Regions from separate parts of the Mus musculus genome. Here region 1 is linked to region 2. A link is a loop called in an ENCODE intact Hi-C map of the cell type or tissue named here. Cell type or tissue: heart. All regions are shown on one strand. Each heading gives the region's core, and the rest is flanking DNA. Links, peaks and the distances in the headings are about the cores only. Region 1 holds the start of Gas1 (growth arrest specific 1). Region 2 has its middle 18 kb from the start of A530065N20Rik.

Region 1 (11,673 bases), core at 3,649-6,148, 160 kb after region 2:
AGGAAGGGAGGGAGGGAGGGAGAGAGAGAGAGAGAGAGAGAGAGAGAGAGAGAGAGAGAGAGAGAGAGAGAGAGAAAGAAAGAAAGAAAGGAAGGAAGGAAGGAACTCGGGGCCCTGGTTGGAAACCCTTCTCCATTTTCAGCAGCCCTCCAGCTTCCTCCTGAATTTTACTCAGGGTTTAGAGGTAGCCCTCCAAAATATTAGCTGAGAGCTTCCTCGGAAAGCAAATCTTTCCCACATCCTTTCCTGCAGTTCCTCTTTAAGAGGTGTCAGCATGGTTGAAAGAATGAAGTGGCCTCACATTGTCTGGCCCTGCCATTATGTGCGCAACATTTCCATAACAAAGGTGCCACTCGACTTCTCCCCGATTAATGCAGCTCGAGGGCTCTTGTCGCCTTTAATAAAACATTGTTGAAATCATTTATTTAGAGCCCCTGGTTACTAGTGGGAGAATGACCATCTTTGTGCCAAAATATAGTGTATACAGTCCACTATTTTGTAGTAGATCATTGTGTTATTTACGAAATTGATTAAACGGATGCCTCAGGGGGTACTGATGCAAACAGCACATTACTTATGTCATTGGGATCGTCAAGAGTGAACTTTGTCAACTCCCTTCCAGAAGCAATCTCTCAAACAGAATACACTGATGTCCAACTTAACCGGCACGCACTGAGCCCCACTGGAAACTCAACCCAGGCCACACTGCTTGTGTAACCTGACGCTCTCCCACCATTCTCCTTGGAGTAGCTGGGAGAGAGCCAGGTCAACTGACAACATTTCCCATGTTTCTTGGTGCGTGGGGTCAAAGAACAATGGCGGTGCGCACGTTCTTCCCTTTTGTGCCTAGGAAAAGGAGACACGGACCATATATTTTGGGAGCGTTCACAGCGCAGTCTCAATGCTTATACAGCGAAGCCCAGGTTGGAAAGCCGAGGATTTGTTAGATGTTTCTAGAAGTTCTCAGGACCCTCTAAGGTCTCCTGATTTTGGATCCTGTGTAATGTTGCTGGAATGAGGTAGAGGCATGAGCTTGAGGTAAGGAAGGGACAAACCCTCCCCACTCTAGGTCACGTGGTGGTTTCTCTTGCTTTCTACCACCCTTCATTCTCTAGGGTAGGGAGGAACGTTGCTGTCTTCATGTGGACTCCACTGGGCACCCGTGATCCCCTCAAGACATGTTAGATCTCAATGGGCCATTCGCTCTGTGGCACTTAGGGGCCAGGAGCTGCTTCCATCCTTATGGGCGACTGTAGGAGTTCTACTCGGGTGTAGGGGTGTCCTCTGAGTAGACAAGTTCACTTCCCTAGGGCCATTTTCCCACTTTACATACGGGGCTTGCGTGTGTACATTGCTATATATTGTTAGAAATCAACAGGGACCTTATGCTATATCCATTGTGATCATATACAAAAGCCTTGCTGTGTGCTCGGGCGAGCAGTGAAGCTGAACCTCTTTCTATTTACTGTATGGTCACTTCAGTTCAATGAACTGCCCCCCTTGTTCTTGACCATTGTCCCACACTCCCTTAAACATTTGTCACTGAAGTGCCTCCAAAGACAAATGAACCGTCACAGAGAATCACAACCTACTAACTGGGGAGACAGGAACAGCCTGGAGGACAGATTAGACCTGAAATCCAAACCCTGTCTCTCATGGCGTGGGGGCTGGGGGAACTTCTTGGAAATTCTCCAGCAAAGCCCCAAACTACCTTTTTCTCTCATTAATGGCACTTCCAGGCATCTCCAGGAGACATTGGAGCCTGCCAAATGTCCAGAATTCCAAAGGCCTCCCTGGAGACACCGAGATATTGCAGATGTCAACATCTGCAAAAATCTTTTCTGTCTAGAAGCAGATGGCTGATGGGTGGTATAAAGATGCCACACTCTTGAAGCCCACTGCCCTGGCAGGATCTTTGCAGTCTGCTCTGACATCCACCAGGTCTTTCCAGAGGCTGGGCACACGGGGCTGCAGCCTTTGCTTTTTTTAAGGGAGAAGGCATAAAGTCCCCTCTGGCCGAGGGTGAGCTGAGACGATTTATTCTAGGCAGATGCTTCTGACAGGGCTCTGTAAAAATCAAGTTGTGAGTTTATTGTTAACAGTTAGTTGTCGGGCCTTTCCTGGTGCTGCCTTTGACTTATTACTGGGGGAAGCTGGACCTTTTACTGTGACAAAGACTTAACTTTTAGTGGGGAATGTGTTAAAATAGCAGCGGTGGAGATTTAAACACATTTAAGCAAAAGAGCAGGAGCACTACTAACCTGTAGTCTCTTCATTTTTTTTAAAAGCAGTTGATTTCCCTTACAAGCCTCTAGAATATTCTTTGTTCTGTTCTAAAACCAACCAACCAACCAACCAACCAAACAACCAACCAACCAAACAAACAAACAAACAAACAAACAAACAAAAAACTGTTCTAGGCTTTGTCTTAGTATTATCTTTACTGAACTATCAGTCACTTTCCTGGGCTCCATGCTGATGACAGCTACAGGGTGGGGGTGGATCTTGGTTTTGGGGACCTGAAGAGGGGTTTGGACTCCCTCCCTAATAGCTGGGAAAAGAGAGAGGCTTGAAAAAAAAAGCCTCAGAAGTAGGGGTGGGAGCAGGTGGGAAAGGGCACAATTTGGTTAATTACCTCAGGCAGCAGAGAAATCTAGTTGTTTTCTCAGCCCATGCTAATATCAAATAAAGAGACACCAGATCTTGCTAATCTGTCGACCCCCTCAGACAAAGTTTATTTGTGGTGACTTTTTAAACTCCCGACTTGCCTTCCAATCACCGAGTTTAAAATGAAAAGCTTTAAATAAACACCAGGAATAGAAGATAAATAAACTTTTTTTCCCCCTTGCAAGTGCCTAGCCTGCCGAGGTTCAGGCTCAAATCCCCAGAGGACAGAGTGCTCTCTTTTGTGTTAATGTTTAAAAGATTTTCCAATGCTGGAGTTTATTCCTACTGCAAACATTTCTATTTACAAGGTCAAGTGTATCAGCACTCGACACAGCTTAAGAGTGTAATTATTTATGTAAGGGCGTTTGAGTGTGTGTGTATCAGGAGCTTGGCGGAAGCCCAGCCTTCAATCCACTGTTCAACAGCTCCTCAGGACAATATTACCAGTCCTGGTGATTACTCCCCTCCACGCCGTGTTTACTTTTGCACGCCTCAATGTTTTGTAACAAAATTTTGTATTTTTTTTTTCACCAAAAGTGTGAAAATGGCTTTGAAGTATTGAGTCTCAGAGGCTTCCTAGACCTATTGGGAACAGATGTTATTGGCATGTTTGATTGAATGAGAAGGCAGAGAGGACACTCCTGGGGGTCAGGAGAAAAGGGGAGGGGGGTGCACAGGGTGGGTCTCCCAGGGAGGGGGAGGCTATCCTCACACAAGAGACAGAGTATTTTGTGAATTTTCTTCACAAATGACAACAGCAGCAGAGGCCAGTTACAAATTCTTTTTAGCTGCCCCATTTACGGACGTCTAATTGTTCATTAAATTAAAGGCAGCATTAGCTCACACTCTGCCTTGTGCTGCGTTTTAATCTCACTTGAAGCTGGATGGACTTCCAGTGCCCCCTCCCTCCACAGCCCTCCCACCTCATCACTGGGTTAAATGCAGTGTAACTGTCGAAAGCAACTGCACCATAGACACTGTTTAAACTCTTTACTGGTGTGTGCATTTTTAATAAAACAACCAAAAATACACAAAGTCATAGTTTTTTTTTTTTAAACACGGGATTTAAAAAAATGATGTCTATAAAAATACAATGTTTAAGGCAGTTTGGAAATGCATTTATACATTTCTACAATGTCCATAAATTCTCTTGAAAATAAGAACGTTACTTCAAATCTGTAAAATACACTGTACATTCTTCTACACAGGGCACATTTCAAAATGGGCTGCGGGAGCGGGTTCCTGGTGAGCAATGTATTCTATACATTTCTTGGATGGGCTGCAGGAGTGGATTCCTCATGACCAATGTATTCTATACATTTCTTGGATAGGGGAGATACAACAATGATGCAGATTTAAAACTTTTAATTTCTTTTTTTAAAAATAAATTATTTTCTGAAGCATACAATTTATAAAAAATTCTATATACAAAGTACAGCAACTGGTAAGAAACCCCAGTTTTAATACAGTTTATATACGACGTACCAGGGTGGAAGACCCTGATAGGGGCAGAGGTAATATTCAATCTCTGCATATTCAAATTTAGAATTTCTTGGTGGAGGGAAAAAAAAAAAAGGACAACAGAACAAACATCATAGAGGTTTTCCTAGATGGCAGTACCGAGCTTTAGGATAAAAAACATGCATTGTTCAACACCATGGTAACTTTTTTTCTTCTTTTGGATCCTTAATTCTAAGACACGTGGTGCAGAGGGATCAGAATGGTGGCAGGAAAATTAAAGGTGAAGGGTTAGGAATATAATGCAGTTGTAATTTCGGGGAAGCCCCTCCCCCCCCCAAAGGCAATCGCCAGCTCCACACTGAGCATTACCGATGGATAGATACACCAAGAGCACAGGAATGAATCGGTAAGGGGAACTTTTCTATTTACTTACGATTGCTGTGTTTCTCAGTGGTCACAAGCAATTTAAGTCGTTACCAGTACTATGTGTTCCCTCACCGGAAAACAGTTTAAAAACAAAACAAACAGACAAATAAAAACCCGGCCCCTTTGCAAACCTAATTCCCTCAACATCCCTTCTCCAAGTCCATTGGAACTTGAAAGACCCCCACCGTTCAGCACTCTGAGTCTAGGCCTCCTTTGCTTTTGCAGGGTGTCCCGAATTCTGCAGATTAGAGCTGGCAGTATAGATCAGCCGGTTATCTCTGCAGCCTGGAAAACCGCACAGAAGAGGGCCGAACATGTTGGCTGCGGTACGAGCTGGGCCCTGTCCACCCAGGAAGAGTGTGGGTCAGTGTTCCCGACCATCTCCGGTCTCCGAGCCACAGGTGCCCTGCTCGGGAACCAGCTGGGTCGTGCATACCGGCCTGGAGCAGCCTGCAGCAGGGGCGCAGGAGCTACAAGTGTGACCCGAGCAGCAGGAGCAACAGCAGCAGCAAACAGGCAAACGGGGTCCAGGCGCTTCGATTCGCCCAGTGGCCTCCACTGCCGCTGCTGCTGCTCCTGCGCCCGGGACCGTGGGGCAAGTCTCCGCGGCCGCCCGCCGCAGCAGCGCCGCCGCCCGGGCGCGCAAGGCCGTCGTCGTCGTCCAGGGGTTGCTCGCCGCCCGCGGCCCCAGCGCGCTGCTCGTCGTCATATTCTTCGTCGTAGTAGTCGTCCAGGCCCCCGTCCGAGCCGCTGCTGCCCGGACCGTTGCTCGCATCTGGGCCGAAGCACAGGCGGGCCATGTTCTCTTTGACCGATTCGCAGATGGGCCGCTCCAGCCCATCGCACACGCAGTCGTTGAGCAGCGCCGCCTTGGGCACGGCCAGCATGTCCTCGATGACCGCGCGGCACTCGTCTGTGCAGCGCAGCCCGTTGAAAAGCTTGCCGCAGTAGGCCAGGTAGCGGCTGAGCGCCAGGTTGCAGCGGCTGTCCCGGTCGCAGCGCCGCCGGGCCTCAGTGCAGCCCATGACCGAGCCCGCTCCCGCGCCCGGGCCCACGCTGCTGGTGCGCGGCAGACAGGGCTCGATGGCGCGCTTGGTGGACCTGCAGTGTTCGTCCTGCGCGCAGTCGCAGTCCTCCAGCGCGGGCCCGCGGCGCGTGTGGTTGAGCTGGATAAGCGCCGAGATGCAGTGGCTCGGGCAGCGCCAGCGCGGCGAGGACGCGGCCGAGGCGGGGAAGGCGCCGGCGGGCCCCGGAGCATCAGCCCCGCCGCGCTGCGCTAGCACCGGCGCACAAGCCTCGGCGTACTGGCTGTAGGCGTAGCTGCAGTCGGGCTCGCCCTGACACTGCAGCAGCGCCTGCCAGCAGATGAGGCGGCGGCCGTGCGCTAGCCCCGAGCCCCGCGGTGCCGAGCACAGCAGCTGCAGCAGCGCCATCAGGCACAGCAAGGCGCCCGGCAAGGTCCCCGTGCGGGCCCCGGCGCCGCCCAGCAGCGCGGCTAGCATCGCGGGCAGCAGCGGCCGCCGGACGCGGTGCGGAGCGGAGACGAGGCTCGGGTGGCGGCCGCGGGGCCGCTGGAAAAGTTTGTCCGAGTTCCGCGCACTTCTGGCATGGGCGTCCTCATCCATCCATGCCGGCGGCCCCGCGGCTGGTAAAGGCGGGTGTTCGCTCCGGCACCGCGGCCGGGGCTCCCTGAGAAGCGCGGCGACGCAGGTCCGGGTCCGGTAGACGGTTGGAGGCGCTCAGTGCCGTTCCGGGGGGACGCGGCGAAGCTGCAGGAGCGCGCGGCGCCGGGGGTGCATGGTGCTAGGCGCCTGCAGACAGTCGTGCGGCCGGCGGCTCCTCGGTTCCCGGCTCAGCGGCGCGTAGCACTTCGCAGCTCTGGCATCCCGCCTTCCCGCGGCCAGGACGCTTGGTCCCCTCCCCCTCTACCCCGGTCTGGGCCGCGCTCCGGGAAGTTCTGGGCGCCAGGCGCAGGGAGGACCCCGAAACTCGGAGCGTTTCTCTGCTCCGAGACCCGGAGCTTGGGGAGCGGATCCGCGGAGCCCGGCTGCGGACTAGCTCGCCGCGAGGCTTTAAATACAAAAGTGGGCCGGGAGCCCCCGTGTGGTGCCGCGGCGCCCCCTCATTATGCATGCATAGAAAAGCAAACAAACAAAAACATTAGCAACGCTCCTCCGGCTCGCCGAGCCCTGGCCCCGCGCGCTCCAGGCTTGCCCGCTTTCTCCTTTCTCCACTCTCCGGCGCCCTTTGCTCGGCCCCCTTCCCCGGCTTTGCGAGCTGCTATTGGTCCAGCCTGTTGTTGTTGAAACTTTTTTTTTTTTTTCCGAGCCGCTGGAGTGGGGCTGCAGAGTGGGGGAGGGCGGTGGGCAGCTCACATTCAGGCATTCAGGGCTTGAAAGGAACGGCTTAGGGAGCCTGACACAGGCCCAGCTCCTCCCACTCTTCAGGAGGCTGGGATACCGAACCCCAGCTCGCGCACAGAGCCAGCGGGCAGGGCTTAGGGCCAGCTGCCTGCATCCGGCTCAGCCACCGGCCTTTTTGTTCCCTTCCTCCGCCCCCTTTTTGTTTGGGTGGGGGGACACTTTTATTAATTCTTACTGATCCCCCATCTTTGCATCCGAGAAAGTTCGAAAGTCACTTTAATTTTCAGGCTCCTCATCTCTGAGTTCTGATCACCTCGGGGGGTATAGCGAAGGCAGGGAGTTTTGAGAATTCATTGTAAGACTTTAAAAACTTAGACACAGATTGCGCGCGCGGGCACACACGGGTTCTCTCTCTCTCTCTCTGTCTCTGTCTCTGTCTGTCTCTCTCTGTCTCTCTCTCTGTCTGTCTCTCTCTCTGTCTCTCTCTGTCTGTCTCTCTCTCTGTCTCTCTCTCTCTCTCTCTCTCTCTCTCTCTCTCTCTCTCTCTCTCTCTCTCTCTCTCACACACACACACACACACCGAGCCACCATCACAACCACGACCTCTACCACCACCACAAGAAGGACACTTTCCACCAGCTTTCAGTCCCCCTTTCCGGCAGGTAAGGCCCTCGCACTGGACATCGTTTTCAAACTAAGAAATCCAAAGAACTGAAACTATTTCTTTACTCACGATTTTTTTTTTTAAATACGAACGGCAATGACAAATCTTAGCATTAAAAACCCTGGGAATGCTGAGCGCTACCACCTGGCTGCAGTTACAGCACAGAGGACGAGGGTAAATTGACCCGCTACGTGCTTTAAACTGCACGTTTCAGTTCCTCGCTGTGTTTAAAGCAAAAGCCACCAGCAGAGCGGGCTTTGCAGTCAGAGCAGGACTCTCTCAAGCGACCTTAACTGTGGCGCAATGCAGCTTTTGGCCACTAGAGGCACCGCGAGTCTGTGGCCTGTCAAAAACTGGCTCCTTCCTCTCCCCTTTCCATGGTGAGACTATCAACTCAGTCTGTCACAAAATTTAAGGCTAAATCGCTGCTGAAGCAAAGGAAGCCCCAGCTGCAGTGCGTTCAGAAAGTGGACTGTCCACCTCTCCAAAGAGTTAAAGAGTTTGAAAGGGCGAGAGTGAGGGCCTGACGGATTAACCTGGCTTTTGGGAAAAGCTGGCTGCCTAGGCTGAGGAAGCTGTCTCTGAAACCTCACAGGATGAGAGAGGCAGACTGAGCTGTGTGAAGCCACCGTGCTCCTACCCTAACCCTAATTCATGGTTAGGACCATGAATTTAGTAATAGAAAACAAACGCAAATCTATCCTTAAAAACTAGCCAGATGTGGTACAGCAAGCCTGTTTATCCCAGGCAGAAGCGGGAGGATCGCTGCAAGTTTAAGGACAGCTAGTTAGATCCTGAGAGCTCCAGGCCACTTGCTTTGAGGTCAGATTGCTCACTTGCTAAGGTCCTTTTTTATCCTTAACAATCTGTGATCCTGAGCTCCTAAGAAGAAAGCCAGCCCTGGGATGCATCTTCTGGCTTCTTTAGAGAGCTCTCAAGACACCCTGCAGGAGAATCATCTGGAGACCTTGTGTTCATATCTGGATTCCTAACTCTTTGAATCTCTGACAGCTAAAACCCTGGAGGGCCTGAAAGTCTGCATTTCCAACAAGATTTAAGGCGGTGTGTGTGTGTGTGTGTGTGTGTGTGTGTGTGCGTGCGTGTGTGTGCGTGTGTGTGTGTGCGCGCGCGCGCGTGTGTGTGTGTGCGTGTGCGTGTGTGTGCATGTGCGTGCGTGCGCGTGTGCGTGTGCGCGCGTGCGTGTGTGCGTGCGTGCGTGTGTGTGTGTGTGTGTGTGTGTGTGTGTGTGTGTGTGTGTGTGTATGCGCGCGTGCGTGCAGTGTTACTGATGCTTCAGAGCTGCTTACTGGGGGAATGTTCTGACTGTGTTTGTTCTAAAGGTTACAAATAGTTCACCTTTGCTGGTCACATGAATCCATCTTAGCCTTGATTCAGGTCTCAGTGGGAGCTAAGGGAGGTCACGAGTGCTCATCCTGAAGACATCTTTACAGACTCATGGCCTTGACGTGGAAGGCCAGAGGAACAGGCAGCCACAGCAGGCTGTGTGCATTCCCCTCTTTCAAATATAGGCTTTCCTGGGTCCTGGGCTTTCACTCTTTAAGGACACCATGTCTATGGATTCTCCGTTCCCTCCTTCCTTCCCTGTCCCTTCTCTCCCTCCTCCCCTCTCCCGTTTCTCCCTCCCTCCTTCCCTTCCTCCTTCTTCCCCCTCCCTTCCTCCCTCCCTCCTCCCCTCCCTCCCTCTTTCCATCCTTCCCCCCCCCCACCTCTCCTCTTATTGACTTCTCACTCCTGAAGTCCCACCTGGCATTTTACTCCCCAGTAGTTTCAGAGTATCAGTCCATGATTAGCATGGTGGGGAAGAGTGGTAGCAGGCAGGCATGGTGCTGGAGTGGTGGCTGAGAGCTCACATATGATCCTCAGTTGTAGACACAGGCTAGAGGAATTACAAGGAGGAATCGGAACTGGGTGAGGAATAGAACTGAAAGGGACACTTGCTCTCATGATGGTGTCTACCTTAGAGTTTCTGTAGCCATGCATAGATACCATGACCATGGCAACTCTTATAAAGGAATGCATTTAATTGGGGCTGGCTTACAGTTTAGAGGTTTGGTCCATTATTGTCATAGAGGCATGGCAGCATGCAGGCAGGCATGGTGATGGAGAAGGATCTGAGAATTCCAAAGGCATCAGAAAGAGACACTGGGCCTAGCTTAAGTATCTGAAACCTCAAAATCTGCCCCCCCCCCCCCCCCGCCCAGTGACACACTTCCTTCAACAAGGCCACATCTACTCCAACAAAGCCATGCCTCCTAACAGTGCCACTCCCTATGAGTCTTTGGGTCATTTTCATTCAAACAACCACAGTGCTATTAGGAGCCAAGGTCCTTCTTTTTAAAAAGCTAAACAGTAGACACATTACTAATATTTTCTGAGCTCTGGTATTGTCCCAAGAAGAACAATAAATCTTAGCCCAGTCAACCCAAAGTACCATTAAGAATAACACAGGATGTGGGCTTAAGACCACATTTAATATGGTTCTGTATGTGGTGGGAGATGACAAAATGCTTCCCATCATAACCAAAAGATGGAAATTGCTGGTATCTAGGGGGATTCCTCTCTCTCTCTCTCTCTCTCTCTCTCTCTCTCTCTCTCTGTCTCTCTGTCTCTGTCTCTCTCTCTCTCTCTCTCTCTCTCTCTCTCTCTCTCACACACACACACACACACACCCCTAATGGAGTGGTTTAGATGGAGCATGACAACTTCTTGACTTCTTAAGCCAGCTTGTAAACTCAGAACTGGCACACATCATTTGTTCTATAGAAAAACCAACAGAGACCCATGTCCTTAAAGAAAAAGAGAGTTCTGAAATCCTCATGCGTGAAATGAGACTTACATTGGTGAACATGGGTCCCCCCTCTTGAAGTTAGAGGAAAGTGAACTAGGAATTTAGTAGTGCTCTAGCTGGCTGGCTGAATTGTCAAGAGTCATTAAAACACAGGCATCTTAAGTGGTAGATCCACAATAACTTGCTTTGTTTATTGTTGCTTTTGATGACCAAAAAATACGAAGGCTTTTGTGTGAGGCAAACACTCAGTAGGTCTGAAAATCATTGACTGTTGAACTCTACATTTCACACGTTGGATGCCTAGCTCATTCATCCCCAAGGCCATTGTTATCACTTCTCTGCTGCTTCCTAGAAAGGAAGTAACTTGTTGGAAAAACGGGAAGAACAGATATTCCAACAGGAAATGAACCCTCGACTTGATCAACCAGGTCAAGTCATGGGCTCATGACCAACAAGCCAGGTCAAAGTCATGTCAGAGACAAAACAACTCCAGTCATTAGTCTTGTCTCTTTCAAAGGCTATCTCCATGTGCGCTGGAGGTCTGGTAATTCTAAGGAAAGTTTGCTCCAGTCCACACTTCCTCGCTCTTCACTGCTTCCGGTTCCGTGGATGCTTTCGTCCTTGCTGAACAGCAGTGTGTGTCTTTCAAGTCATCCTGCAGGCCACAAGTTCTCAAGCAGGGAAGCATCTGAGAGGCACACGCTTGCTTTTTCAAAGCACATATGTCTGAGACTAACGCCACTGCACTTCAGTTTCTCTCCGGGGACCATGGGATGTGGAGGTGGGTGGGCTGGTGTATATTTCTTAAGCATATCTCTGCTTAACTAATCACTTTTGTGATTAGTAAACTTTCAAACTTCATAGATGGAATTATAGAATTATCTCTGGGGGGAAATGATAACTTTTGTTTTTTTAAGTATTGACAAGCAAGTAAACAAAAATAAATAAAGATTAAGCAAGCCTCTTCTTGCTCTCTACCGACCCCAATGTTCTGTTAAATTAAGATGAGAAGCCTGTGGACAGGAAAGGAAGAGCCAAAGAATAAAGGCCTCCCCATTGATAAATTTGAAGCTTTTCTTTTCCAATTTCAATATGAATGGAATGGTCAATGCAGACAGACCACAGAAGGAATGCCTGTTGATCTTCAGTCAGGAGTTTGGAATTAACTCTAAAACATTAAATTTTTTCAACTAGTGGGTCACAGTACTGAATATGGAGCTTGAAAAAAAGAACTTGACAACAGGAAAAGGTTTCTGGGTATACTGCAACCCCAACTTCATTAA
Region 2 (11,673 bases), core at 5,806-8,305:
TGCTTTGTGACGGGCTGTGGGTAGGCTCATTCATTTCGATTCTTTCTGTCACAGTGAAGCACCCCTCAGGGATACCTCTGGTCCAGCCCAATGCACAGCTCTCTTCTGGCTTCTCTTTTCTTCACTCCTAACTTAAGGCCAGTTTGCTGGACCCTTTTCCTATGAGAGAACGAATAGATGCCACAGAGGGGGCTAGTCTGAGATCACATTTGTATCTCACTTCACTTCAGTTGTTCATGGTGGAAGTTCTTAAAAAGAAATTTTTGTTAGCATACAAAATAGTGAATTCATTGTGACTTTTCCTCACATGTTCATATTATACCTTTCCTAGCTTTGCCTTCCTTTCCTGAATGATTTCAGCATCTGTCAACAGCATCTCGCTGTAGCAGCTACTACTGTGGTGTTTATGGTGACTCTCTTCGTTTTCTTTTATATATTTTCATAACCATTTAGAGGGGAATTGCAGAGGAGAGTCCTAGTTTCTGGTCGATTGAGTGACTTGGTTGTTTACATATCTATACACACTCTTAGATAATTATTTTACTCTGTGGATCATGATCTGACACCATCATTATTCAATTCTTTATCAGATTCTCATGGCCCACCTCTGGTAGCCTCCTGAGCTGGGTCAGAGTTAGGAAACTTGCATATGTACAGATAGATGTTCATCATCTGTCTGTTGGTCGTGTGTCTGTTTACCTACAAATCATTTATCTATCAGTGTATTTTAATCTCTCTCTTTATATAGCCAGCTAGCTATCACCTATCTGTCGTCTATCGATCCTTCTATCCAACTATCTACCTTCATCTACCAATCTATTTTCAACTATGCATCTAGTGAGCTATTATCTATCTATCTATCTATCTATCTATAGATCTATCATCTATGTATCTCTCTATCATCTATGTTATCTACTATTTATCTATGTATCTATCATCTATTTATCTCTATTATCTATCATCTATCTGTTAATGTTTCTATCATCTATTTTTCTTTTTCTCTCTTTTTTCTTTCTTTTCTTTTCTTTTCTTTTCTTTTTCTTTCTCTCTTTTTTTCTTTTCTTTTTTTTTCTTTCTTTCGAGACAGGGTTTCTCTGTGTAGCCCTGGCCATCCTGGAACTCACTCTGTAGACCAGGATGGCCTTGAACTCAGAAATCCACCTGCCTCTGCCTCCCAAGTGCTGGGATTAAAGGCATGTGCCATCACTGTCCTGCTCTATCATCTATTTTTCAATGTATTTATCATCTACCTATGTATCTATGTATCTATCATTTATGTATCATCTATCTATCACCTATGTATCTACATATGTATGTATGTATCAATGTATGTACCTATCATCTTTCTATGTATCTATCATCTATGCAACTATTATCTATGTATCTATCTATGTATCATCTCTATATCATCTATTATCTATCATCTACCTATTATCAATCTATTATTTATCTTTCTATCCATCCATTCTCTATCTCTCTATCTCTCTATCTCTCTATCTATCATACACCTATCACCTGTCACCTACCTGGATGAATATGATTTCACAGTAATCCTAGTCTGACATGCAGGACTATCTCAGCTTCTCCTTTCCCGTCTCTATAACTACTTTCTCCATTGGAGGGAATTTGTCTCTTTATCTACCATTATTTACTGATCAGAGAGTAAACTAACTCACTGTTGATTTAAGCCACACAACTCAGACCTTCACAGCAAAAGCTTCCAAACTCCTGTCTGTACTGTGTGAGTCCTCGGCTCACTTCCACATGATTCACTCACAAACCAGCCACTCTCAGCTTCCCACTGATCCTCCCAAAGGGTAGGCTGGTGGCTTTGTCCCTGCTGAAGGCTGTGGTTGGGTCTGTGGCAGGTTGTGGCAGCACTCTGGCCAATGGAGACCTCATCAGGGAGATCCCGGTGCTCACTCCATGGTGCTCCTGACCCCACCGGGAAAATCCCTGTGCTCACTCCATGGTGCTCCTTGGACCTCTCTCAACGTGAATTTCATCTTTCTGGCAAATTCTTTACTGACAACGATTGTATTTTCCCCTTTTAGAATAATTTGGAAAAGGAAAGTTCACACTTGTAGAAAAATTAGGACTAGACTGATGACCTATTAATGATTATTCTGCTGCTGTTGTCATGTCTACTCTTGTACAGTAAATGGCAGAACAAGATTAATTTCTTCAAATCTGCAAAGCAAACAACACTTATAACCAGCACAAGGTCTCCTCCGTCAGGGGCCAGCTATGGCGTGAAACTCTAGGGGAGAGCCAGAGTCTTGCACAGATGACGTTCTCGAGGTGAGGCTGACAGTCCCTAACTGCAGCATGTGGCCAGGTGCTGCCATAATAAAAGGTGGCAACCGTCCAGGAGTGTTCACAGCTGCATGCCTGAACTTTATTAAATATCTAACTGCAGTTGGCAGGCCCTGGCCAGCTCATAACTCATTCCTGGCTGACACATTCCAGGCCATAATTAGTGCACTCCTAATATGGCCCTTACTTTTTGTTCTCCCGTGGAATGAGCCTGTTCCCAGAGACAAATGCACGTCCCATGGTGGTGGGAGGGTGTGGGAAGCCACTTCTTTTTGTGTTTGAGTGCGGCGGGGCTCTATGGAGGAGGAAGTTGGGTTCAGATTTCTTCTGCTTCCCAAATGAGCAGCATGGCAGTCTCTGGGTTTTATTCAGCAGGTGCCCTCAATCTCTCTCTCATAAGATCTTGTTCTCCTTTGACCTGAACATGTGTAGACAATGGATGACCCTTTTCACTTTATCTCAAGTCTCACAGACAAGAGTAGAGGCCGCCTTGTACCTGGGTATGCACTGACTATATACTTCTGAAACATTCTTGCTATCATTCTATTACCACTGGTGTTGCTGCTGCTGTGGCGGCTGCGGCTGCTGCTGCTGTTGCTGGTGTGTGTGTGATATGAGTGCCATGTGACACATCTTTTGGTCAGAGGATACCTTTCTTGTTGTGAATCCATTTTAATGTGAGTTCAGGGATGGAACTCAGGTTGTCAGGCATGTATGGCGTGCCTACCCACCGATCTATCTCACCAGCCCTGATCCCCATAAGCATCAATAATAATAATAATAACAATAATGATAATAATAATAGGAAGGACAGTTTGGCATTTATTAAGGTCTGAGGATTCCTGTTTATGACATAGGAAGTTAATTTTGTACTAACCACCCCTGCACACACTGCCACAAATAAGTACAAGAAACTTCAGCAAAAGGAGTGGGCTTTAGCCAGGCCAGGCTAGAAGCCTGGTGGAGTCCAACTGCAGACTGGGGAGAGTTCATGTCCACTGACATGGAGACAATGGATTGCAGAACGGTGTGTTTCATGGTAGACTGCTCATGGACAGACTAGTAAAGCAGGGCTGAGTATTTTCCATGAGCAAAATATGTCACTTAAAAGACACACACACACACACACACACACACACACACACACACACACGGTGGGGGGAGGTGGGAGGGAGGGCACTCAGATTAGGATGAGTATGTTAACTCACATGATTTTTGAATTATTTTTATTAAAAATGGTTTCATTTTTGTGTAATTTGCGACCTGTGTAGTTAAAAATTTGTTGTTAAAAATAATGGCCACATGTTCGAAAGAATAGTCATAGTATTGCATGCATATGGTATCTTTAAAATAATTTGGTACCATTTTCATTTACTAGAGCAGGAAATTGGTACCCAGAGACAGGAAATGATCTTATGGAGGAAGAATCTAATAAAGACTTAAATCAAGAGTGTGAGTGTGTGGGGAGAATATAATGGAGTTTCTGGATTTATTTGAAAACACCTGGAGGCACCAGCTTGTCCTGTGTAGTGCCTAGTGAGGGCTCTGGAGCATTGCAGTGTCATGGTGAGAACTCTGGAGTGTGTGCAGTGCTATAGTGAGAGCTCTGGAGCATTGCAGTGTCATGGTAAGGACTCTGGAGCATTGCAGTGTCATGGTGAGAACTCTGGAGTGTGTGCAATGCTATAGTGAGGGCTCTGGAGCATTGCAGTGTCATAGTGAGAGCTCTGGAGCATTGCAGTGTCATGGTAAGGACTCTGGATCATTGCAGTGTCATGGTGAGAACTCTGGAGTGTGTGCAGTGCTATAGTGATGGCTCTGGAGCATTGCAGTGTCATAGTGAGGACTCTGGACTATGTACAGTGCTATAGTGAGGGCTCTGGAGCATTGCAGTGTCATGGTAAGGACTCTGGAGCATTGCAGTGTCATGGTGAGAACTCTGGAGTGTGTGCAGTGCTATAGTGAGGGCTCTGATGCATTGCAGTGTCATAGTGAGAGCTCTGGAGTATTGTAGTGTCACCTTGGTGAGGGCTCTGGAGTATTGCAGTGTCATGGTGAGGGCTCTGGAGTATTGCAGTGTCATAGTGAGGACTCTGGAGTATGTGCAGTGCTATAGCAAGGACTATGGAGTATGTGCAGTGCTATAGTGAGGGCTCTGGAGCATTGCAGTGCTATAGTGATGGCTCTGGAGCATTGCAGTGTCATAGTGAGGACTCTGGACTATGTGCAGTGCTATAGTGAGGACTCTGGTGTATGTGCAGTGCTATAGTTGGGACTCTGAAGCATTGCAGTGTTATAGTGATGGCTCTGGAGCATTGCAGTGTCATAGCAAGGACTCTGGAGTATGTGCAGTGCTATAGTGATGGCTCTGGAGCATTGCAGTGTCATGGTGAGAGCTCTGGAGCATTGCAGTGTCATGGTAAGGACTCTGGAGTATGTGCAGTGCTATAGCAAGGACTCTGGAGTATGTGCAGTGCTATAGCAAGGACTCTGGAGTATGTGCAGTGCTATAGCAAGGACTCTGGAGTATGTGCAGTGCTATAGTGAGGGCTCTGGAGCATTGCAGTGCCATAGTGAGGCACTGACTAGTGAGGGAGTTAACCTCAGAAGTTTGGTTGCTTAATTCTTGGGCTGATGAATAGGAGGACTTCTGTTCTCTTTCCCATTCAACTTGGTTTTCTGAGAATTGATTTCCAATGTCTGCAGGAAAGGAATACTTCCCCGATGATGTGAAATAATATCTCTAAAGCATTCACTAAAAGTGTAATGTGAGCTACTCAATGAGCCACAGCACTCAATGGCACCAGAATTTGTGATTTAGACTCAAGGACCTGAGACCTAAATTTTCTGTATCAAATCCCCAAAGAGGAGGTCACACAAAGTAGCACCCAGCCCGAATGCCACTTGTGATCCTTGCTCCTGCAAGGGAGGAGCAGAGAACTCTCCTCCCCTCCTCACACTAGTTAGGCTGAGGGCAAGCCGTGCCTTCTCTTGTCTTCATACTCTCTGTTCTTCACATTATGTATAACCTCAAGAGCCCAGGGCAAGAGACCAGCGTCTAGGGAAAGACCTATCCAGAGAGAGAAATTTCCATTGCTGGTCACGAGTTAAGTCTTTGCCTCTATTGACGATAGCTTACAGCTAAAACAACAGTGTTCAAGGAATACCTTGTGCTGCCACGGACAACTGCTGAGGGTCAAGACACAGCTTGGGGTATAGCTCAGTGGTAGCGTACTCACCTTGCACACAGGAGGCTTGGGTTCAATCTCCAGCACTACAAAACAAAACCTATGTGGAAGGCAGACAGGGAAGAGAGCAAGGGGCTGAACGGCTGGTGATTTCCGTTTCAAGATCTTGCAAATAAGAACAAGAAAATGGGACTGGAAGTAGAGATCATTTCCTGCTAGATACTTCTGTGATCTAGAGTTTCATCTTCCTTAGAAATGGTGAGACACGGAAGACAAAGAGCATCACACATTTTTTAAAAAGTGATTTATTTTTAACTACGTATGCATGTGCATCTGTGTGGGTTTATCCACATGAGTGCAGCTGTCTGCAGAGGCCAAAAGAGGTCATTGGATCTCCTGGAACTGGAGATACAGAGTGAGGGTCCTCTGGGAGAGGACCACATGCTCTGAGCCACTGAGCTGAGTCTCCAGCTCCAGCATCACATTTGCTTGGTTCAGATTCACAAGTTGTAAAATGTTAAAATGTTTCTTTATTTACTTTTTTCTCAAAGAGCTGAGAATTGGCCTAGGGCCCCTGAGAGGGCTACACAAATATTTATCACTGAACTATACCCTCAGCTCTTTGTTGTGTTATAGTTAGTGCATGTCATAATACATGCATGTGTTTTTGGTGCGTGGTATGGTGTTGGAGGTCTGTGTAGGGATCGGTGTCCAGTGTATGGATCAGTTCACATAGTTGTTCATTTGTGGTATGAATGCTTGCAGCATTTGCCTTTCCAGATACTCAGGAATAGTCAATGGAATATTGTCAGCCATTGTCACCCTGCTGTGCGATACAAATCAAATTCGTAAGATCTGCCTGCCATTTTATTTTGTACTCTCTGACCACTCTTTTTCTGTCCCCTTACCCACTTCCCCACCCCTCTTCTGCTTCTGACAGCCACTGTGTTATTCAGCTTCTTCAGATCACCATGTAAATAAGATCATACTTTTTTTTTCTTTTAATCTGTCACTTAAAGGGAAGGGACTCCCCAAATCTAACTGATTTGCTCAAATCTTCCAGGGAGTGACCTCTTTTTCCATTACTGTTCATACTCCCTAGCCATAGCTTGGGAAATCAGGGCCTAGATTCTTAGCAGTGTTAAATTCTAAGACTACTTGGCAATGAAAACCCGATCTGAAGGAGTCAGAAGTTTGGATTTGAGTCTGGGCCTGCTGCCTTCCAAACAGGTGACCTTGAAGAAGCAACTGCCCCTTTGTGGTTAAGACTGAAAAAAAATTGGTTCCGATGATCTCCAAGCTCCAGCTATCAGACCCTGTGATATCCTTTACCGAGCCAGGAAGTTATGCTCACATCTTTCTCTCAATGTAATTCAGTCCAGTGTGGGGGAGCAGCAACAGACAGAAACAACTTCTGTTATCCCCCTTCTATCCCACGAGTCAGCACCAATTCCGTGCCAACCGTGTCCTTCTGTAAAGGATAGAGATCTAACCCACCAGGCTTCACCCGTCCTCATGAAACACGGAACAGAGGAGAATAGAGAAGGGTGCGGGGAGGGAAGGAGGAAGGGAGGGAGAGAAACAGAGGGGGAGAGATTATGTATTCACACTGAGCAAACCAAGCTTGTCTCATTCCTGGGCCCTGTGAACAGCTGTGGCCACAGCTGAAATATTCAACCCTACCAAATGACGACTTTCCCAACTCGGCCCCTCGCGTGCACCAGTGAAGTCACCAGCCGCTCAGTTTCCCAGCTTAGTAATGTGCGGGTCAAAGCCAAAGACATATTAAGAACAGATGGCCCAAGCTGACAGGGACAACTGCTCCAAAATATACTCATGGGGTGTGAGCTCTAATGCAAACAGGGGTAGGATGCTCCTCAGAGCATGCTAAACGTGCCTTTGGCTCTTTCCAACTCTCCACTGTTCCACTAGCATGTGACTGAGACTGTTGTGTTCCTCCACTTTGCTAATTACTGACCCCCCCAGAGAGCTGATCCAGAATGGTATCGAAAGATGGGGTCCCCAGGACCCTTGGAAACGAAGAGCATGATTCAGGTTGGCTTTCATTACCTATTCACTCGGTCAGTGACAAGTTGTTTAGAAGCCAATGACAAGCACCCCTAGTACCTACAGCAGTGTCATGCACTCTCACAGTCCTTCAAATGTTTACTGAGAATCTTCTATGAGCCATTATCTCAAAGACGGGCCTGTCTAATCTCTAAGAAGAACACATGCAACAAATCCAACCTCCTAGTTGACTTACCCCTCACTTTTGTAACACGGGAGTGTTTTATATCATATTCTTCAAATTTTTAAATGTTGCGTTGCCCACACAGCCGAAGTCTGTGCAATACAGACTGTGTCTAATCCAGAGAGCCTTGGTTAGCTGTTTTATGCTGAGACTCAATTAGTCACAGCATAGGGAGGTAGGTGATATCCAGAGCCAAAGCTGGGTCTTGCTATCATTCTCAAGAGGTTATGGGTACTTGGGGCCTTTGAAACAGGTACAGCTTTGTTATGGGTAGGCAGCGCTTAGATTAGAAGGTTTCCAGAGTGAATATCCAGGAGGAGGATGAATGGAGGGTCGCTCATATCACAGCAGGCTCCTTTGTGTGCACTGCTTGTAGAGGCAATCCTTGTGAGTAATTCCAGGCTTGAAGAAAGGGTTTGTGGGATAAAGTCTGACCCGTGGAAGGCTGCACTTCAGCGCCTACCTGTTGGAGGAGGGGCAAATACAGAGTTGGTCCTCTGCATCAATAGGTTCCACGTTCTCAGGTTCAGTCAAGCATGCATGACAATATTCCAAAAGATCAGGTCTGTACCAAGCATACCCACACACCCTTGTGATGATTCACTGAGCAATGCAGTGGCTGCTTACATAGTCTTTGCATGGTATTAGGCATTAGAAGTAACCTTGGGACCATGACAAGTCTGTGGAGGATGTATATAGGTTGCGTGAAGAAGCCAGAAGCTTCTCTGAGTGTGTCCAGCTGGACTGGGCAGGATATGCATAGGTTAAGAGAAGATTGGTAGCTGCCCTTCCTTGCTGCTGCTCAGAGCTGTGTTCCACTGTCTGCGGTTTCCACTTGTCCTTCTTTATAGCTCTGCATGGACTATGGATGTCTTGAAGTCAAGAGTCAGAGTTTTAGATCAGTGCCAATGTTTTCTGCAGTGAGCACTGTTGAGTAGGTTTCTCAGGAAGGTGGGTTTCATTAAATAAAAGATCTTTGCACTGGGCCTCTGATCCCAATTGCAAGCTCAGCTGGGTAGTAGGGTAGTGATCCCCTCCATTATTGTTCATCAGACTCTAGAAACTTCTTCTTCAGCACAGGGTGTGGCCGAGAGACCCAGGCCTGTAGTGTGGAGAACACAGCCAGCTGGATGAACAATGCTTATGTTTTGAAAGCACTGTGTCCTCTGTAGGATAATGTGGGCTTTGCGAAAACTCCATGCCCAGGCTCTCCAGGGGGCGAGAGACTTGGACACTGCTTTCTCCCTAGAAGGCTTCAGAGTCAGACTGATGGCTCCAACCCAGCCTGCACCTCCCAGATCCCTCCCAAGGTACCTCTAGCAGACCCAGATGGGAAGTGTCAGACCATCACAGAAACACACCAGCATACGCTGAGAAGTCTACGTTCCCATACGACAAGAGTTGCTCTTGTGTTCTTTAAGACACAGATTCACTCAAAAATATGATTGCTACCTGAAACCCCAGCCCCTATCCTTGTTTTCTCTTCATACTCACGTACCCTGCTAAGTCTAGCTTCTCAATTAACTTTGCAAGTTTCCCTTCAATCTGTGTTGCCAGTTGCTTAATAAAGACACCTGGTTCCCCTTGCCTGCTAGCCCCGGAGTCTCTACATTACAGCAACAATGACTATCCTCAAGCAACAAGACTCAGACCTCCATTCTTTCTGCCTTTTAGACGTTCTCTGCTCTGGTTCCAGAAAACCATGGTGGCTCAGACCTTTGTTACACTCTGGGCCTCTGTGACATGACGTACTATTTCCTCAAATTTTCTTCCAGGTTCTCTCTGTCAACCTTGCTATGTACTCACCAACTGATCAAGCTCAAATACCCTAGCCTCTGTGAAGCCCGCCTCCCAGTCTTCCTTTATCCATCAAGCTACTTATTACGCTTGTCTTGGACACCACAACATCCATGTGGCACTGCTTGAGAATTTAGCACGTGGTGGCGGGATTTTAGTGTCTGCCCTTTCGTTATTGCCTACATCTTATTCAGATTTAGGTCCCTGTAGCCTTGACGGACAGGTTACATAACTCCTTTCAGCTTCGTTTTCCGTTCATTTAGAGAGGCTACAAGACTGTCAAAGAGCTAAATATGATGAATCATAGCATACATTGCCTGGAATGTGGCAGCTCCAATAGACAGTAAACTGATACTATTATCTACTAGCATAACATTGGTGCAGAGAGGCACTGTCTTCTCGAACATACCTTCAGAGGGAAGGCTTCTATGCTCTGGGTTTGAAGGGATAGATTTTGAGGGGGGAGTGTAGCTGTTGGCATCAGATACTCAAGGGAGCAATTCACCACAGGGCTGGTGGCTTTCCTGGAGAGAAGACAACTTTGATTGGAACCTAGCCTCAAGTTGCTTGGGTGATGTGGACAGGTACATGGAAATCGACTGGCTTTTATTTTAGTCAAGTGAAGACAGATAAGAAGTGGACAGGAGTCAAGAGAAATCTATTTCTGTGAACGTCCTTTATAAATGTGTATTAACCTTTTGCGTGATCTAGTCTTAGGTAGTTCAACACCCACCCCTATAACAGGGAGAGAAAGCAGACTTTTATTTTGGCGTGAGCACAGAATCCCAGGTGCAGTCTCCTTTCTGGTGTGAAACAGACCCATAGTCTCTTGGAGTTCAGCAGAAAGTGATGTCAGCATGCACAGAGATTTGGGAGAAAACAAACCAATGTAAGGTCCTGCGCTGGGAAATACTGTTCCATTTCCTTCTGAAAGGAGCTCTCAGTGGTTCTGGAAAACCATCTGGAGAGATCCACTCCTCCCCCTTGGCTTTCGTGCTCCAATGCTCCTGATTAAAAGGGGGAAGGGGGAAAACATGGTGTGTGTTATCCTCATAGGCAGCCAGCACGCTGTAACCCATGGAGGGTTCTCCTGGATTGTTTTAAGAGCACTTTGCAGAGGCAGTCAAATGAAAGGCATGTGTTTCTTCATCAGGGAGACCTTCTCTTGGGGATATTTTATTTGCAGTTCTCTAAAGAGGCAAAGTCTCCACGCTTTTAATCTTCTGCACAGGAACGTCTAAACATTGGGAAAGCAGCACCAGAAAGCATGACCTCAGTGTCTCCGAAATCCTGCTAAGTCTGGAAACTTCTCCAGCCTGCTTGACCTTAGCAACTGGACTGTGTTGGATTTTGCCAGCGACAGCAAGTTTCGTTACAGTGTGGACAGTTCACTGAAGTGTTTTTGTCCTTGGGTTGTTTGGTCAGCCTCAGAGGAGCCAAAGCCATGCTGAGAAACTCAGTCTTGAATGTGGAGATGTCCAAATATCTCCTGTGACATCAGAGTCACACGGGCGTTCAAGGGCCATAGTCATTTACTTCTCTGGGAAAGATTTTCTACAAATTAAAAGTGGCTTAACGGGACACATGTCTGCAGTGTTCTTGGTCAAGAGGTGTCAACCCATTGTAAAAATTATGTTTTGACGCCACAGGATAGGTGGAGGAAGACTTCCCAGTTCCTTACGTGGAGGCTTCAGAAGGTTGTGTGTAGATTTAAGAATCAACAGGCACTTTTGGCCTTAGTTTAGGACATAGGAAACAAGGTGAGCTGCTAGGTAGTCAGGTGCAGTGCTCTATGATTCTGTGTGCTCAGAGCGACTACACGTAAAGTCTCAGAGCGCTTGCTATGTCTCCAAGTCTTGAGAAAGTGGAACAGAACTTTCATTTCCTTGTCCTAGTTGGTTTTGTGACTGAGTGGAGCAGTAGAGAAATGTCTGCATCCATTACTGCTTTATAACAAAACAGCCCAGAATGTGGACAATTCAAGCCACAAATAGCTTTCACCTCATGGTTCTTGTGGCTCTGAATTGAGGAGAGACTTAGGTAGGTAGTTCTGCTCAGGATTCTTAGTTGGTGGCAGGTCTCAGTTGGGGCTGGAGGCACCTGAAGGCACAAATGGGGCTA

Evidence for each region. A loop is a pair of places that touch in the nucleus more often than their neighbours do. Peaks named below come from ENCODE experiments on the same cell type or tissue, not always from the same donor. Only the 100,000 strongest peaks of a DNase experiment are listed, where the experiment ranks them.
Region 1: a loop joins it to region 2, with 6 times the contacts of the local background. A loop is called at or near these places in 4 of 42 quality-filtered maps.

What each region holds. Positions count from the first base shown.
Region 1 is chr13:60,170,763-60,182,435 of GRCm38, forward strand. It overlaps Gas1 (growth arrest specific 1), which reads right to left and starts at 6,773. Exons shown (of 1, transcript NM_008086.2): 1 at 3,643-6,773. The coding sequence starts at 6,179. The coding sequence ends at 5,025. In heart, for the core only: CTCF peaks have their summits at 4,271 and 5,189; DNase peaks (open chromatin) are centred at 5,069, 5,169 and 5,759; H3K4me3 peaks cover 2,500 bases; H3K27ac peaks cover 1,880 bases.
Region 2 is chr13:60,005,402-60,017,074 of GRCm38, forward strand. No RefSeq gene overlaps it. Among named protein-coding and RNA genes, the nearest start is that of A530065N20Rik, 18 kb to the right of the region's middle. In heart, for the core only: no CTCF peak of the experiment used is centred there; a DNase peak (open chromatin) is centred at 7,220.